2 separate regions of the Homo sapiens genome follow, and region 1 is linked to region 2. A link is an interaction called in ENCODE POLR2A ChIA-PET data of the cell type or tissue named here. Cell type or tissue: GM12878. All regions are shown on one strand. Each heading gives the region's core, and the rest is flanking DNA. Links, peaks and the distances in the headings are about the cores only. Region 1 overlaps CLASP2 (cytoplasmic linker associated protein 2). Region 2 overlaps UBP1 (upstream binding protein 1).

Region 1 (8,000 bases), core at 1-8,000, 130 kb before region 2:
CCAGGAGTTCAAGACTAACCTGGACAACAAAGGTAGACCCCATCTCTACAAAACTAAAAAAATTAACTGGACATGATGGTGCATGCCTGTAGCCCTACCTACTCAGGAGGCTGAGGTGGGAAGATTGCTTAAGCCCAGAAGTTTGAGGCTGCAGTGTACCATGATCGTGCCACTGTACTGCAGACTGGGTGACAGAGTGAGACTCTGTCTCAAAAGTGATAACAAAATTTTTAAAATAGTACAATTTCTTATGTAGAGTACAGCAAATAACATGTCCACATTTTTATTTAGCTACTCACATTTTATATAATCAAAACAAATTTCTACTTAGGAAACTCAGAGAAGTCTTCTTGAAGAAAATGGCATCTCAGATCTTAATAGAACATAAGCTTTGGATATGTCAGAGTGAGAATAAAGGGCTTATTCGAAGTAGCTAGCCTGAGTCCAGAAAAAGAAGTGGGAGATGCTAGAAAGTTTATAGGAAATAAAAAGAAGTTAATCTTGGCTAGACTAAAGGGAAGGTCTTCCCTTGCATTGAAGAAAAAGGGTTGGCTACCAATTAGAGGGTAAATTTCACTTGATTTCATTGATAAACTTTTTATTGGGTTCTCAGCCTCTGATAACCTTAAGCCTGGTTCTAGTTCTAATTGGTGACACACAAGACTGTATAAAAATATAGTCTTTATTTTCAAATGGTATGTGTTAGAGATGGGAAAATAACATAAATACAGAAAAAGCTAAATAGCACCATAAATAGTTTGCCCCTCTGTGAGTTCTAAGTCAGGAAGATCAGTGGCCCTGACTTGCAATCCAAGAAGTTTCTTGACTAGGACTTGAATAGTAAATTCTATAGAGAGTCACATACTGTGTGTAAATGAATGGAGTGGGGATGTGTTAGGAAATCAGGGTGGATATATGAGGTGTGTTCAAGGATAAAGAGTTTATGTTTCCAGATAGCCCAAGATCAGTTTGGAGTTAGAAACTTGTCCAGGTATTTTAGACATTATCTTACAGACAGTGAAGGAACAGTAAAGGATTTTGTTTCCATCCAAAGAGTCATATCACAATCTGATGGTAACAAAGAGACATGAGTTGACAAACTACAGCCTGCAGGCCACATCTTCCCTGCTGCCTGTTTTTGTGAATAAAGTTATATTGACACACGGCCATGCTTATTTGTTTATGTGGTGTCAGTGGCTGTGCTAAATGGCAAAGTTGAGTAGTTGTGATAGAGACCATATGGCTTGCAAAGCCCTAGGATATTTACTATCTGGCCTGTTACAAAAATGGTTTACTGAACCCTGGTATACAGGAAATATAAAACTAAAGTCAGGCTACTACAGAAATCCAGACCTGAGGTCAGAAATGCTTGGTGCCTTTAGTGATGGTGTGGTAAACAGATTTGGAGAAGGCCAGGAAAAAGGCCTCATGGGATAGATCAGAGAGACTGTGTCAAGTAGGTCACACTTATGATGAAAAGAGAATCAGGATGAAGACATGCAAAAGGAGAATTCCTGGCAACCAGAAAGAAGGGAAGTAAGAGGAAAGCAGTGTCAAGTTACAGAACGGCCAAACATACTAAACTTAATGAAGAAGCTATTATACATCATGATTAGAAAGTAATTGGTGGGAGCAATAGGATGGAAGCAGAGAGATAATTTCTTGAGATGACTTCTGCATCTGTAAGCAAAGGATTTCGGTAGAGAATAAAAAGAGTAAAGATAGTAGAGGAGACCATGTTTTAGAGAGCAGGAATATAAAGTAGAAAGATTAGCCATAAAATGAAGAAAATCACTTCTTTCTTGGATAAATTAGAAGGATAGGTATAGAGGAAATCAAATTGAGGGAAGAGTCAATGGAGAATTTCATGTTGAATGACAATAATGAAGATAAGTTAGGTCATCTGGTAATAGAGTGGATAGAGCACAACTGAAAACCAAGTGACCTAGCTTTAAGTCCTGGCCTAGCTATTAACCATCTGTGAAACATTGGGCAGGTCATGTAATTCTCTGCTTCCCTGTTTCCTCATCCATAAAATAGGAGGTTGACCTAGGCATTCTAATGTCTGTGATTTTCAGAATGGATTTTCATATAGGAAAGCTAGAGGTTGTAATCTTCAGGAGCATAGACAAGTGTTGAAACAAGGGTGAAAGTGAACCAAAGAATAGGACAATGGTGTCCTAGTAAATGAGCTTTGGGGGAGAGGCAGGAAGCTCTGATATGTAGTGTTTGCCCATTTCTGAGATGTAAATACTCCTATCCCGTGGTAGATTTCAAGCTACCAACCACTTCACAAGATTCCTGAATATTTAACAATTGACTCTCTAGACAGGTGCAAACTGATGCCAGCACATGACTGAACAGATTTGCTAGGTAACAGTAAGAATGAGTACCAGATTAGTTACATGCATTTGTCATAGACTATGTCTAGTGAAGCTCCTTGACAATATTCCTGGCCCTCAGGAGAAGGCCAGAGACAGTTTAATGAAGCAGTTGGCCAAGTTTGGAATCTAAGAGAATCCAAGTTCTTGGGGGATTATGGGGGTAGTGGTGGAATGAGAGTTAAAGGAATCCACACTGTGAGTAGGAACAGTGTTGAAGCACACACTGTCTGGGGACCAGAGAATACTCAAAAATTTAATTATAGTTTCTGCTGTTACAGGTATACAGCGTCTTAAGCAAATAGCTAAAGTATATTTTTATTTTTAACTCAGTTTAAATGTTGAAGCTTAATTATAATTCTGATAAAGAAAATCCTTCATTTCTAAAGAAAAAAAAGAGTTCATCTATAACTGTATGAAGGGAATTCAAGAAATAAAATATGCATTGAGAGCAAAACTCTTAGTTCTCAAATTATCATATTTACTTTTTGAGATTAACTTGAAAAGTTAATAATTTTAAGTTTTTTTAACCCATAGTTTTTAATCTGTGATCAAAATGTTTATTATGATTTGTCCAGTAATACATTATGGCTGACAGTTTTTTCTTCTTTATCTAGAAACTAATTTTCCATTATGGTGTTGACTATCTTATAAAGAGATACAGCCTTGATAAAGGTCACTTTTCATAAGTATTTTAATGAGCTACATCACTTATAAACATTAGCTTCCCTTCACTATAATAATTTTTTTCTACCTTATAAAAATGTTAAAACAAATAGATTAATATTGGAAGTAAGTAAAAAACCCATAAATGGGTATGGAGACTAATAGTATGCCATCTAGGACTTTTTAAAAATCACTGAAATTTAAATGTAGACATTCATCTTGGATTTATTTTAGATGCAGTTACAGTTAAATCATTTAAAATTACCATTGAGGCAGTTTTAATAAATAATACATCCCATACCAAATTATTTGTGACAATTGTCATTTTGAGAAATCTGAGGATTCTCTAATTAGTCTATTATGCCAGATAAATTTTATACTTTAAGGTCATTGTAGTCATCTTCTCATTTACTCAGTGCCACTCTTCAGAAAAGCTGAGAGTTACTGAAACTATAGTTTTTTTCCCCTACATTTTACACAAAACAGATTTCACTTTACCCAGTTTAAGCTGTGGCATCATTGATAACATTAGGTGTGCCAGCCATTATGGCCAAACTTTCTTTACCAAGTGATGCTGCATGGAGTAGCTAATTGTCGAACTTCTGCAGAAGTTGGATAACAGTTCAAAGGTACTCTTGTATCACAGAGTCCAATGAAAAGCAAGAGAGATTGTTTTTCCGCTTGGCTGCCAATCGCTGTGCCTCTGATTCCTGTGTTCCTTTCTGTATTCGCTTTGAATTGAACATAGAGGTCAATATTTCCTCTTTTTTTCTCCCTACCTCTCCCCTTTATCAACTGTAGGTATTCAGCATGTTTTTGGAGACTCTAGTGGATTTCATACAAGTCCACAAAGATGATCTTCAAGATTGGTTGTTTGTACTGCTGACACAACTACTAAAAAAAATGGGTGCTGATTTGCTTGGATCTGTTCAGGCAAAAGTTCAGAAAGCCCTTGATGTTACAAGGTAATATTTTTTTCATATATTTCAAGTTAACCTGATAATAACTAGGAATATCTAACCCCTGTGTTAATAGTTCAGATTTCTGGGTCCCTTTGAACAATTTAGACTGCATGGATTCCGTTTGAAGATTGTTAATTATGCCCATTCATATTGTATATTTAAAGCAACATTTTTCCCTAGGTCAAGCCCTGCATTTTTTTTTATAAAAATTGTATTAATATTGGTTGAGTAGTTCAAGGTGGTATTTTATCTTAATTGATGTATCAGCAGCTGGGCATGGTGGCTCACACCTGTAATCCTAGTACTTTGGGAGGCTGAGGCAGGCAGATCACTTGAGGTCAGGAGTTCGAGACCAGCCTGGTCAACATGGTGAAACCATATCTCTACTAAAAATACAAAAATTAGCCAGGCATGGTGGCAGGCACCTGTAATCTCAGCTACTCCAGAGGCTGAGGAAGGAGAATCGCTTGAACCTGGGAGGTGGAGGTTGCAGTGAGCCGAGATTGCACCACTGCACTCCAGCGTGGGCAACAGAGCGAGACTCTGTCTCAAAAAAAAGAAAAAAAAAAAAGAAGTATCAGCGAAGTAAGGTTGAAGATTGAAGATTTTATTTAGTCTACTATAAAAAGTATTTTCTGTGTATTTAAACAACGTTTTATTATGCATTTAAATATTCTAAATCTCTTTTCAGAAGGTTTTGAACCAATGATATATTTCTACTTTCTTGTGTAGATTGTTGAAGTCACTTATTTCAAATATCTGTTTACTAGGTTGAGGTGAGTCAGAATTCAGATTTTAGGTATAGAGAAACATTTCTAAGAATGTTAAACTTTTTACTGAATACATTTTTCTGATTAAATCTATAGTTGAGGCAAGATAGACTATTATTTCCTATAGTGTTGCTTTTTTTTTCTTTGAGAGGGAGTTTCACTCTTGTTGCCCATGCTGGAGTGCAATGGCGCAATCTCGGCTCACTGCAACCTCTGCCTCCTGGGTTCAAGCGATTCTCCTGCCTCAGCCTCCCGAGTAGCTGAGATTACAGACATGCGCCACCATGCCTGGCTAATTTTGTATTTTTAATAGAGACGGGGTTTCTCCATGTTGGTCACGCTGGTCTCGAACTCCTGACCTCGGGTGATCCGCCCGCCTCAGCCTCCCAAAGTACTGGGAATACAAGCGTGAGCCACCGCTCCCGGCCTGTAGAGTTACTTTTTAACCCTGTACTGAGTACAAATTCAGATGTTCATATTCTTCTGAGGATGCATTTATTGTATACTATACCAGGTAGTTTATACCACATGCAGATACTACTTCATGGATGTTTTTTGGATGACATTATGTTTTGGTATTAAGCATAGTCTTTTGCTGTTACATGCGTACTTGCTAACTAAATTTTTGTTTCGTTTTGCTTTGTTCTTGTTTCAGAGAGTCTTTTCCAAATGATCTTCAGTTCAATATTCTAATGAGATTTACAGTTGATCAGACCCAGACACCAAGCTTAAAGGTAAAACTTTGAGATCTTTTGAAGACATTATAAAGAATTGAAGTATTTATTAATAAAGTTATGTTGATATTTGTATTTCTGTCACATGAGAAGCTGTTCAATCAGTGGGTTTTGTTTTTATAAACTTTCAGACAGTCAAGCCAGCACTTCGGGACCAGCTTCACTCTTTTTGGAGCTCCAAGGTTTTATTGTTTTTGTTTTCATCTGCATTATTTCTTTTCTTAACTCTCTGCAGTGTTTGCATCTGTATTCAACTACTAACCTTTGTAAGCCTTTTACGCATGCACACATTTGATTTCAAATGTTATTTAAATGCAATGCCAGACTCTAAGTCTTTTGGAGAAACTTAATGGTGATACACGTTTGGAAGGCATCACATTATTGCCATCTAACCCTAAGCTGGTAATGCAAACTCACTCTATAAAGTCTTATCTAATTTTATGTTTGTGATTTCCCATTACTTTTTTTTTTTTTAAGTGTCAGGCATTTTAACGGGTATTTTAGGCAAAATGTCAGTTTTGCCTATGTATTAACTAAGCAAAATTTTTTAAATTTAATCTCAGTCCCTTTCTTCAATTATCCTTAACTGAAATAGTAACTTTCTTTTTTTTTCTGATGTATGCATAACATTTGGAGTTATAATTAACTTTCTCGTTTGTTATATACACACATTTTTCAGTTAATATGAAAACTAAATGGATTCCAATTTGTGATTTAAAGTGATTATTAAATTTTACATAAAAGAAAAAATGTAAAAGAATAGCTCCTGAATTCTTTGCTAAAGGTTTTTTTTTTTTAGTGAGTTTTATTAAATGAGATTAAAGTCAGGGAAATAACAAGCATATGTGCTTATACGAGTCCTATATTTTTCTGCTCTATCCTGCACGAAATATATTTCTACAAGCGTTACTGCCCAGGATTGATTTTTCCCTTAAGTTTCTGAATGCAATTGTGCCTCAGAATCACAATTATGTTTCTTATCAGGGCTGACTTTGTAAACCGAAAAGTGTCTGAGACAAGTCTCAATCAATTTAGAGGTTTAGTTTGCCAAGATTGAGGATGCATCCAGGAGAAAGAGACACAAGAAGAAAGCCTGTTCATTCTTCCAGAGAGGGTTTTGAGGACTTTAATATTTAAAAGAGAAAGAGCCAGCTTGAGGGGAAAGAGGAACAGTCAGGCATTCATCTCGTGCTCAGTAAATCTGCATCTTACCTAAGAGAAAGTAAACACAGAGTAGAGGAAGAAGTAAATGTATTTGTCTCTGGGTGAGTGGGGGATGATTTCTAGTCTCATCGTTGTCCTCTACCTGTGAAGATAAACTGTTAATTTACATTGTCAGCATGAGGGAGACCACCTGAAGAACTATGTAGCCTTCTATCTTGCAGCTGTCTGTTTATGAACAAATGGGAGTCAGTTTTCTGAATGACTGAGTTCCCAAGCTTAACTTTCCTTTTGGCATAGGCCGTTTTATTTTCCTTTCACAACTTACACTCAATATAATGTTGTTTTCTTAGAGCTGCTTGGGGAAAGAGATTTCATCTGTTTGATTTTGAAAAGTGACCTGCAGAAGAATAATTTACTTGATATTATTAATAGATATTTTTTAACTCATTTTATGACCAAGGCAGTGTGCTAGGTGTTCCTGGGAATATAAAGCTTGTAATTTTATCATTATTAACTATAATATATAATAAACTCTAAACAGTAATAAAAGTTATGATATAGGTACCTGTAGTGGTGTTCAAGTGCTACTGAAATGTATGTGGAGTTAACTAGGTGTGGTAGTTCATGCCTATAGTCCTAGCTACTCAGGAGGTGAGGCAAGAGGATCGCATGAACCCAGGAGTGAGGTTACAGTGAGCTCTAATCACACCACTGCACTCCAGCCTGGGAGCCTCTTTTTTTAAGAGACAGAGTGAGACCCTGTCCATTGAAAGAGAAAGGAAAGAAAGAAAAAAGTAGATAATATATATAGAGATGTTTCATGAACCAGTGCAAATGAAGGTCTAAACCAGCTTAAGAAGTAAGGGTGAGGCTGGGCACCGTGGCTCACACCTGTAATCCCAGCACTTTGGGAGGCTGAGGCAGGCGGATCACTTGAGGTCAGGAGTTTGAGACCAGCCTGGCCAACATGGAGAAACCCTGTCTCTACTGAAAATACAAAAATTAGCCAGGGGTGATGTTGGGCACCTGTAGTCCCAGCTACTCGGGAGGCTGAGGCAGGAGAATCACTTGAACCGGAGAGGCGGAGGTTGCAGTGAGCCAAAATCATGCCACTGCACTCCAGCTTGGGAGACAGAGTGAGACTTGGTCTCAAAAAAATAAATAAATAAAAATAAGGGGTTGATAGTTGAGTTCAGAGAGAATAAGTTGCAGGAGACTTGAAGAGAAAGACAAAGCGAAGATTGAAATGAGATATGCACAAATTAAAATTAACTTTCCTATTAGAAAACATTATGCTGGAAACTGGAATCACAGATTGTTTCT
Region 2 (8,832 bases), core at 336-8,335:
TACAAACCATTGTGTTTTAACCAAAAAATTTTTTTAAATTAAAAAACTTTGCCAAAACAGAGAACTTAGCCAGAAGAGGGTCACACTGTGTTACCCAGGCTGAAGTGCAGTGGTGCAATCATGGCTCACTGCAGCCTCGACTTCCTAGGCTCAGGTAATTCTCCTACCTCTGCCTCCCTAGTAGCTGAGTTTATGAGTATGCGCCACCATGCCTGGCTAATTTTTTTGCTATTTTTTGTAGAGACGGGGTTTCACCATGTTACCCAGGCTGGTCTCTGGGCTCAAGCAGTCCGCCTGTCTCGGCCTCCCAAAGTGTTGAGATTACAGGTGTGAGCCACTGCACCCAGCCAGTTTTAACTTTCTTTGGATGAGTAAATGTTTGACTATACATGTAATTTATTTAATGGATATGAGAGTATTCAGATTTTGTTAATAGTGGTTGGTTCATGACCTTGGCTGTCAAGTATGTCTTTCCTGCTGCTCTGTAGTTTATACCATAACATTCTCATCCATTTCCTCCCCTACTCATCTAGAAAGCTTAATGACACCTCCTCAGCCTCACAACTCATCCTTGCCATGCCTATTTTCAACTGATTCCCTTAGTTATTTACTGGGAAAATGGAGCTGTCTTTTTTCGTTTTTTTTTTTTTTCTTTGAGACGGAGTCTCACTCTGTCGCCCAGGCTGGAGTGCAGTGGCGCAATCTTGGCTTACTGCAACCTCTGCCTTCCAGATTCAAGCAATTCTCCTGCTTCAGCCTCCTGAGTAGCTGGGACTACAGACGTGTGCCACCATGCCCAGATAATTTTTTTGTAGTTTTTTAGTAGAGACAGGGTTTCACCATATTGGATAGGCTGGTCTTGAACTCCTGATGTAATGATCCGCCCGCCTCAGTCTCCCAAAGTGCTGGGATTACAGGTGTGAGCCACTGCACCCGGCGGAACTTTCATATGCTGTACTGGCTTGTGAGTTTTTCTATGGTGTATTTAGGTGTGTATTTCTTATTTATTCTGGTTTGGTCATTTGGGCTTCTTGAATCCATGAATTGGTATATTTCACCAGTTCTAGAATTTGCTCAGCCTTCCTGTCTTCAGTTTTTGCCCCTATTCCGTTCTTTGCTGAGACTTGAATTTAATGCAAAATCTTCTCACTTGGTCCCTTCTTAACTTCTTCATTTTCCTCTCTGTGCTGCTTTCTGAATAACTTCTTTTTACCTATATTCCAGCATTCCAGTCTCCTAATTCAGTCTTCACTTCTGTCTGAGCTGCTATTAAACCTGAGTTCTTAATTTGGACAGTTTTATTTTCCAGTTCTAGAAGTTCTTTTTGCTCTTTTTCAGTTTTGCTGTCCTTTAAAGTTTCCTGTTCCTTCCAGATACTTTCAGGCTTTTCTTTTATTTCTTTAAATAGAGTAAGTACGATTTTATAATTTGGATCTGATAATTCCAGCATCTGAAATCTCTGGTGGTCTGTGTCCAGTCAGGAAAATAGAAATCAGTGAGATGTCTCAAGCAGAGAGGGATTTAGTGAAGTATTTGATTGCAAAGGAGCTGGAAGGGTTGGAGGAGGAGGCCATGTTACCTGGTTGTTCTTGGGCTTGTTGCTGGAGGCATGGCTGCTGATCCCCTGAAATTTTCCGCAGCTGCATTCCGTGTGGTTGCCTGTTTTTGCATCTGGCTTTTCCCTTTCCCGCTCTTTCAATTTTCCGCCAGTGTTTGCCTTTGGAGAGCCTGACAAGACTGTCTAGCAAGAATTCTTCTATATGTAGTTTTCAGGCTTCTAACCTTCTGCAGTAGAGGCAGAAAAGATCTGAATACCAGCAGACAAAATCTGGAACTGGATATATGTCATCTGTTGTTTTTGCTGTTGGTTTTTGCTTCTAGAGTCTTGTTTGTCCTTTTATGCCTGGTTATTTTGGTGTACTGGCATTTCAGAATTACTTGGAATAATTTGATGCCTAAGTCTTTTCACTTGCTTGTCAGACCCCTGGGAGCCCTACCTGTCAGTGGTTCCCCGGACCAGGCTGGAGAAGCTAACCAGTACTTTCCCTTCACCCTTACCCTGAGCATCTAGTTGTTCTCATTCCAGTTTAATGTGGATGGCTGTATCCTACACCCACAAGGCCACTAAAACTACAGTACAGCTTTGCAGTTCTTTCCTCAGTTTGGGTAGGTAAAAGCCACTTTCAGTTCTAGGCTTGCTTGGACTTACTGCACTTTTTCAGATTTCAGCCTGTTTCTTTATCTTGTTAGTTCTTTAATACTTTCAAGAATATATGTGTTCTCTGACAACTTTTTTCCCCCCTATCCTCAGTGAGGGTGGATGGGGTATAGGTTCATTTAAATTACTTAGCCTGCCATTACTAAACAGTTCTCTATGTTGTTTTTTCTATTTTGTTTCTTTCATGTCTCTTTAGAATTCTCATTTAGCTTCCATATATGTTTTATCTATCTTGTCCTTAAGAAAAATTCAAATTTTCACTGTTTTTGAAAATCAGTACATTCACATAATTATTTTCAAAGGCTATGAGAGGGTGTACAGTGCAGTCTCTGCCTCACACTAGGGTCTTGCAGTCATTCATTTGTCCTCCCTGAAGGCAGCTTACATTGCTGGATTTTTAGATGTCCTAGTAGATTTTTATACTTCATTTGATCAAGCTTGTTGTGATTTCCAAGTCTTTTTTAGCATCCTGATTTTTGGTGCTAAGCTACATTAAAATTTACCAACATGTAGATCTTTCAGTTTTGCCTTCTAAAATGCATCATTTGGGCCTGGTGCAGTGGCTCATGCCTGTAATCCCAGCACTTTAGGAGGCCGAGGTGGGTGGATCACTTGAGGCCAGGAGTTCAAAATCAGCCTGGCCAACATGGGGAAACCCCACTCTACTAAAAATACAAACATTAGCCAGGCATGGTGGTACAAGCCTGTAATACTAGCTACTTGGGAGGTTGAGGTGGGAGGTTGAGGCTGTAGTGAGCCATGATCATGCCACTGCACTCCAGCCTGGGAGACAGAGCCAGACCCTGTCTTAAAAAAAAAAAAATAAAGAAACACCCTACTTTTAGTTCCGTTTAACATTCTGTCTTTAGTACTCAAAAGTCTGTTTCCATTTATGGGATTACAAAAACCATCAAGGTTTTAGGACTTTCAACATAGTAGAAATTATAATCTTGTCTGGAGACCTAGTTTTCAATCTTAATACTAATTGGTTGATTATTAATGCAGCAATCAGTTCATTGATTTAGCAAGTATTTGAGCTCCTTTGTGCTAGATGCTGGCATCAGTCATTGAAGAAACACGTATTTGGAGTTACGTGCTTATAGCAGATACAAAGTTAGTAAGTCATGTATATTTTTGGAAAGTGGTAAGAGCTGTGTATAGAGCTAGGGTAGGGAAATTGGGAGTGTGGGTGGGAGGACTCCAGTGTCATGTTGTCACTGAAAAGATGACATTTGAATGAAATGAGCCATTAGGATATCCAGTAGAAGAGTAGAATCAGGAGGCCGGGGTAGTTGGAGCAGGGGGAATGAGGGTGACGAGAAGAGGGGTTGAAGAGCAGGTTGCGTAGGGCTTTTTTTTTTTTTTTTTTGAGACGTAGGATTTCGTAAGGACTTTGGTTGAAAGTGAGCTGATGTAAGGATTCAGAGAATTGAAATGGTTTAACTTCTGTTTGAAAAGGATCACTGGTTGCTGTGTTGACTGGAAGGCATTTTCTTTCTAATTAAGTAAAAAATTAATTGGAAATTCAATAGCAAATAATCTTTACATGTTTATATGTTTGTTCAGGAGTCGTTTAGCACTTACCATGAGCATAGTATTTTCTGTGTGGATCATGGAGACTATAACCAAGTGAATAAAAAAGTGGTTGTCTTCTAGGATCTGAAGCATATAAAATTGTCTTCCATATGTGACAATTTATTAAAAAAAGCCATTCTCATGCAGTTATACATCTTATTTTGATGATCTGTATCTAATGATCAACCCAAGCAGTTAGCATTGAAATGTTAAAATTATTCCCTGTGTTATTTTTCGGTATAATTAATGGTTCTGAGTCACAACTCTCATTCTTGTTTTCTTTCTCTCTGAGAGGGTTTTAAATGCTTACATATACACAAAATGCAGTATATATTTTTATCTTCCCTGGAGCCAATTTGACTGTTATGACTGATTTTTATAAAGAGGTGATCTGATTCTTTTTTTTTTTTTTTTTTTTTTGAGATGGAATCTCGCTCTGTCACTGAGGCTGGAGTGCAGTGTCACGATCTCAGCTCACTGCAACCTCCGACTCCCAGGTTCAGGCAATTCTCTTGCCTCAGCCTTCCAAGTAGCTGGGACTACAGGCGTGCCCCACTACGCCCAGCTAATTTTTGTATTTTTAGTAGAGACGGGGTTTCCCCCGCCATGTCTCGAACTCCTGACCTCAGGTGATCACCCACCTCAGCCTTCCAAAGTGCTGGAATTATAGGTGTGAGTCACTGCTCCTGGCCTGAAGTCTTCTGAAAAGTTTTTATATCTGCCCCCAAGGCAGGAGCTTAGGTGGGGCAAAATCCCTAGGTCAAGGTGTTGAGAGAACTCTGTGGGAGTGTTGGGACCATTGCTAACCGTGTGATCCTTGGTTATTACTTGTGTACGTAGGAGTGTTTTGACAATTCCTGGGTATAAATAAGAGAGGGAGAATTAGTGGATAGTTAGTATCTTTGAAAATCAGCACAGTGCTTTAATAGAAATGCATGGGGGGAGTAGGGACTACTGGTGGGATAACGTTCTCTCCCAGGGTTTCCGTCCCATTTCACTTGTTTTCACATTCTGTTTTTGAATTGAATTGAATTGACCTGGCTACCCAAGTATCTTAGTGAACAGCTTGTAGGAAAAAAAGAGAAAATAAGCAGTTCAGACAAGTCCCTATTATTGGTGTTGATACAGTAGTTATTCATTTGATGTTTTGTTGTTGCTGTTATTATCATTTTACTTTTTATTGAAGAATGAGTATAGAAAAGTTAAGATACAAACGTACAGCTCAGATAATTATCTCAAAAACAAATAATCACCTTCCATACATTAATAGGGGAAATGTAAAATTATTGCAACCACTTTGAAAAACAGCTTGGCAGTTGCTCAGAAAGTTAAACAGAGGCGGGGCGTGATGGCTCACGCCTATAATCCCAGCACTTTGGGAGGCTGAGGCGGGCGGATCACTTGAGGCCAGGAGTTTGAGACTAGTCTGGCCTACATGGCGAAACCCTGTCTCTACTAAAAATACAATTACCTGGGTGTGGTGGCACATGCCTCTAATCCCAGCTACTTGGGAGGCGGAAGCATGAGAATGACTTGAGCCCAGGAGTCAGAGGTTGTGGTGAGCCAAGATACCACCACTGCACTCCAGCCTGGGTGACAAAGTGAGACTTTGTCTCCAATAAAATAAGTAAAATAAAGTTAAACAGAGTTACCATGTGATCCAGTAATTCCAGTTCCAGGTGTATACTTAGCAGAATTTATCTACACAAAAACATAGAAAAGTGTTCATAGCAGCATGATTCATAATTGCTAAAAAATGGAAACCACCCAGATGGCCATCATCTGAATGGATACAGAATACGGTATGCCTATACAATGGAATGGAGCCATTAAAAAGAATGAAGCATTGGTACATGTTAGAACACGGATGGTCCATGAAACATGCTAAGTGAAAGAAGCCAGTCACAAAAGACCACATAGTCATATGATTCCATTTAAATGTCCCAAATAGCAAATCCGTAGAGATAGAAAACAAATCAGTGGGTGCCAGGGGCTGAGTGGGTCTGGGATAGTATGGTGAGTGACTACTAATGGGTATGGGATTTCTTTTTGAGGGGAGAAAATATTTTGGAATTCAAGAATTAGATACTGATGATGTGAATATACTTAAAACCACTGAATTTCAGACTTTAAAAGGGTGACTTTATGATATGTAAATTATATTTCAATAAAGCTGTTAAAACCAAACAACATCCAATAAAAACAGTGTCCCAGAAGACCCCTCATCATTCTCCCAATCAGTGCCCCAGGTTATTCTTAGGGGGAGAATAGCAGCTGCTGCGACTGCTGCTGCTCCTGTTTACCTCTCAGTAGGAGCCATTGTTTTAGATTAGGCATGAAGCTTCATGTTCTTAACACTTGCCAAGGCACAGCAGGGAACTTTTTGTAAAACCCCATTTTAATCAGATGCTTCTTTGTAATTCTATGGTGTCAAGTGTGACCTACCTTTGGCAGCAGTATTATTTCTTGCCTTTCAAATCAAGTAGCTAGGTACTCTTGACTTGCTTTTTTTTTATAGAAAGAATCTGGACCTTAAAGTTTTAAAAGAAGTTTTTAAAGTGCTATATATATATATATATATATATATATATATATATATATATATTCAGAGCTGCCCTGCCGCCCTCCCCCACTTCCCACCCCGAGATAGGGGTTGTTAATGCCATCCTTTAGATGAACCACATAGCATTCATAGTTCTTTTATTCTACATATAATTTCTGATCTTAAAAAAAAAACTATCCCTAAATGTTTATATGCTTTTAAATATTTCAGACAAGATTGGGTGCATTCAGGATGATATGGCTGTAGACAAATATTTCAAACCCAAAGTAAGGTCAGTGTTGATTTTTTGCTTTTCAGTGATGTCTTGGCATTGCCCATTTTCAAGCAGGAAGATTCCAGCCTTCCATTGGATGGTGAAACAGAGCACCCACCCTTTCAGTATGTGATGTGTGCTGCAACGTCACCAGCAGTAAAACTGCATGATGAAACGCTTACTTATTTGAACCAAGGTTAGTGTGGTTATGTCACATTTGACATGTAAGAATTTACAGAAATACAAAATAATATTTTGGCATTGTAGCCTAGATTATTGGTAATAATTAAAAATTAGGTTCTTTTTCTTAAATTTTACAACTTAATGAAAATTGTAGGAATTTTACTGTGAGCAGCTGAAGTACAGTTTGTGTAAACTGATTTGCATTAAAGAGGGTCTGAGGAGGAAGATTTATTACAGGATTTTTAAGACATAATCCAAAGGACTAGCAAGTAGGAAAGGAAGTCAGTTATTTTTAGGGACAGTGATTTCAATATGGAACTTGAGAATGAATCAGAAGTCCAGCTAGCAAGGAACCTGGATTTTGAACATGAAGCAGTTCTGTGCTGAAAATAGACTTAAGCTGCACCAGGATGGAGTCTGTGGCTAAATAAACATCAAATTTTATCCCCTATATCTTGTTTGTAGTTTATGTCAGAGTGTTACATTTCAGTGATATGAAAGGGTTGGTGGGGAAGGAGGGAAAATAGAGATGTGGGGGTAGTTTACCTTTTTTTTTTTGAGACTGAGTTTTGCTCTATCGCCCAGGCTGGAGTGCAGTGGCGCAATCTCGGCACACTGCAACCTCCGCCCCCCAGGTTAAAGCAATTCTCGTGCCTCAGCCTCCCAAGTAGCTGGGATTACAGGCACACACCATCACACCCAGCTAATTTTGTGTAATTTTAGTAGACAGGGTTTCACCATGTTGGCCAGGCTAGTCTCAGACTCCTGACCTTAAGTGATCCGCCTGCCTCGGCATCCCAAAGTGCTGGGATTACAGGCGTGAGCCATTGCACCCGGCCGAGTTTATCTTTGGAAAGAGGAGAGTTTGCCCTTTGCAGTTTGGGCACAGGCTGATGTGACTTACCCCTGTAAACAAAAGTATTTTGAATGCAGGAATTAATTTGTTGGATACATATACTGAAAGCAGGTTGAATTCTGATTTTAAACAATTTTTTGAACATTTTTACTGTTATATGCTCATTGTAGAAAAACTGGGAAATATGTGAAGGGATAATGCCAAAAATTGACTAATATTTTTGGTCTGTTTCTTGAATGTATATACATTTTCTTTCAAAAAATTAGAATTATACATCTGTTCACTTGAGTATATAGTGTTTATTTTTCTGTCATTAAATAGAATTTTTACTCGAAGTTTTGGAAAGAGCAATAGATTTTAGACTTTTACATGTGATTAATCTGAAATGTGGAAGAATAACTTATTTCTACCTTTTCATTTGATATATAAGTTTAGAATCTATAAGGTTTTACCTTCAGGTAGTCCTGTCTCTGGCACTTGTGACAATTCCCTGTTTGTTTTTATATTTAGTGTTTGGATAGGCAATCACTTATTTGAGAGTTAAGTTTTATATTTGAAAGAACCTTAATAACTTATTTGGTAATCTGTTGTAGACATAAAAATAACAGAAGAAACAATGTAGGGGCAAGGATATTCACTGTAACTTTATTTCTAAAGATAAAAAAGGAAATAACCTGAATTTTCCTTACTTGTGGAATAGTCGATTAAGTTCTGTTACATACATACCATGGAATGAATTAGTACACATATACACCCTGTTTAAAGCAACATGTAGGATGTGCATTTATTGGCCTGGGGGAATGCCCATAATTTATCATGGTTGTTCTTAAACCAGATAAAGATATTTCATATCGATAAAAGTCATAATCCACCATCTGTAGTAGTGATATAGTAGACTGACATTAATTGATACTGTGCATCTAGCATTGTACTAAATACATGTGTTAACCTTATTCAGTTCTCACAGTAACTCTAGGAGAGATTTATTCATTTATAGATTAAACTTAGAGCAGTTAATTACCTTGCTCAGTGTCCATTTGGAAAGCTTAGGTTTTAACAAAATTTTTTTGAAGTATTACAGTAATGTGCACAAATCTTAATGAATTTTTACATATATATTCCCTTGAAACTACTACCTATTTCCATCTTTTCCAGTACTCCAGCAGGCTCCCTTGTGCCTCTTT

What was found. ChIA-PET counts read pairs that join two places held together with the same protein. Peaks named below come from ENCODE experiments on the same cell type or tissue, not always from the same donor. Only the 100,000 strongest peaks of a DNase experiment are listed, where the experiment ranks them.
Region 1: POLR2A ChIA-PET joins it to region 2 with 10 read pairs; 2 of 35 experiments call an interaction of 5 or more read pairs at or near these places.

What each region holds. Positions count from the first base shown.
Region 1 is chr3:33,556,820-33,564,819 of GRCh38, reverse strand. It overlaps CLASP2 (cytoplasmic linker associated protein 2), which reads left to right. Exons shown (of 39, transcript NM_001365631.1): 28 at 3,849-4,012; 29 at 5,435-5,513. Among named protein-coding and RNA genes, the nearest start is that of UBP1, 120 kb to the right of the region's middle. In GM12878, for the core only: no CTCF peak of the experiment used is centred there; no DNase peak of the experiment used is centred there.
Region 2 is chr3:33,423,563-33,432,394 of GRCh38, reverse strand. It overlaps UBP1 (upstream binding protein 1), which reads left to right. Exons shown (of 16, transcript NM_014517.5): 2 at 6,654-6,805. Among named protein-coding and RNA genes, the nearest start is that of UBP1, 12 kb to the left of the region's middle. RefSeq lists an enhancer at 5,743-6,300. In GM12878, for the core only: no CTCF peak of the experiment used is centred there; no DNase peak of the experiment used is centred there; H3K4me3 peaks cover 2,405 bases; H3K27ac peaks cover 2,584 bases.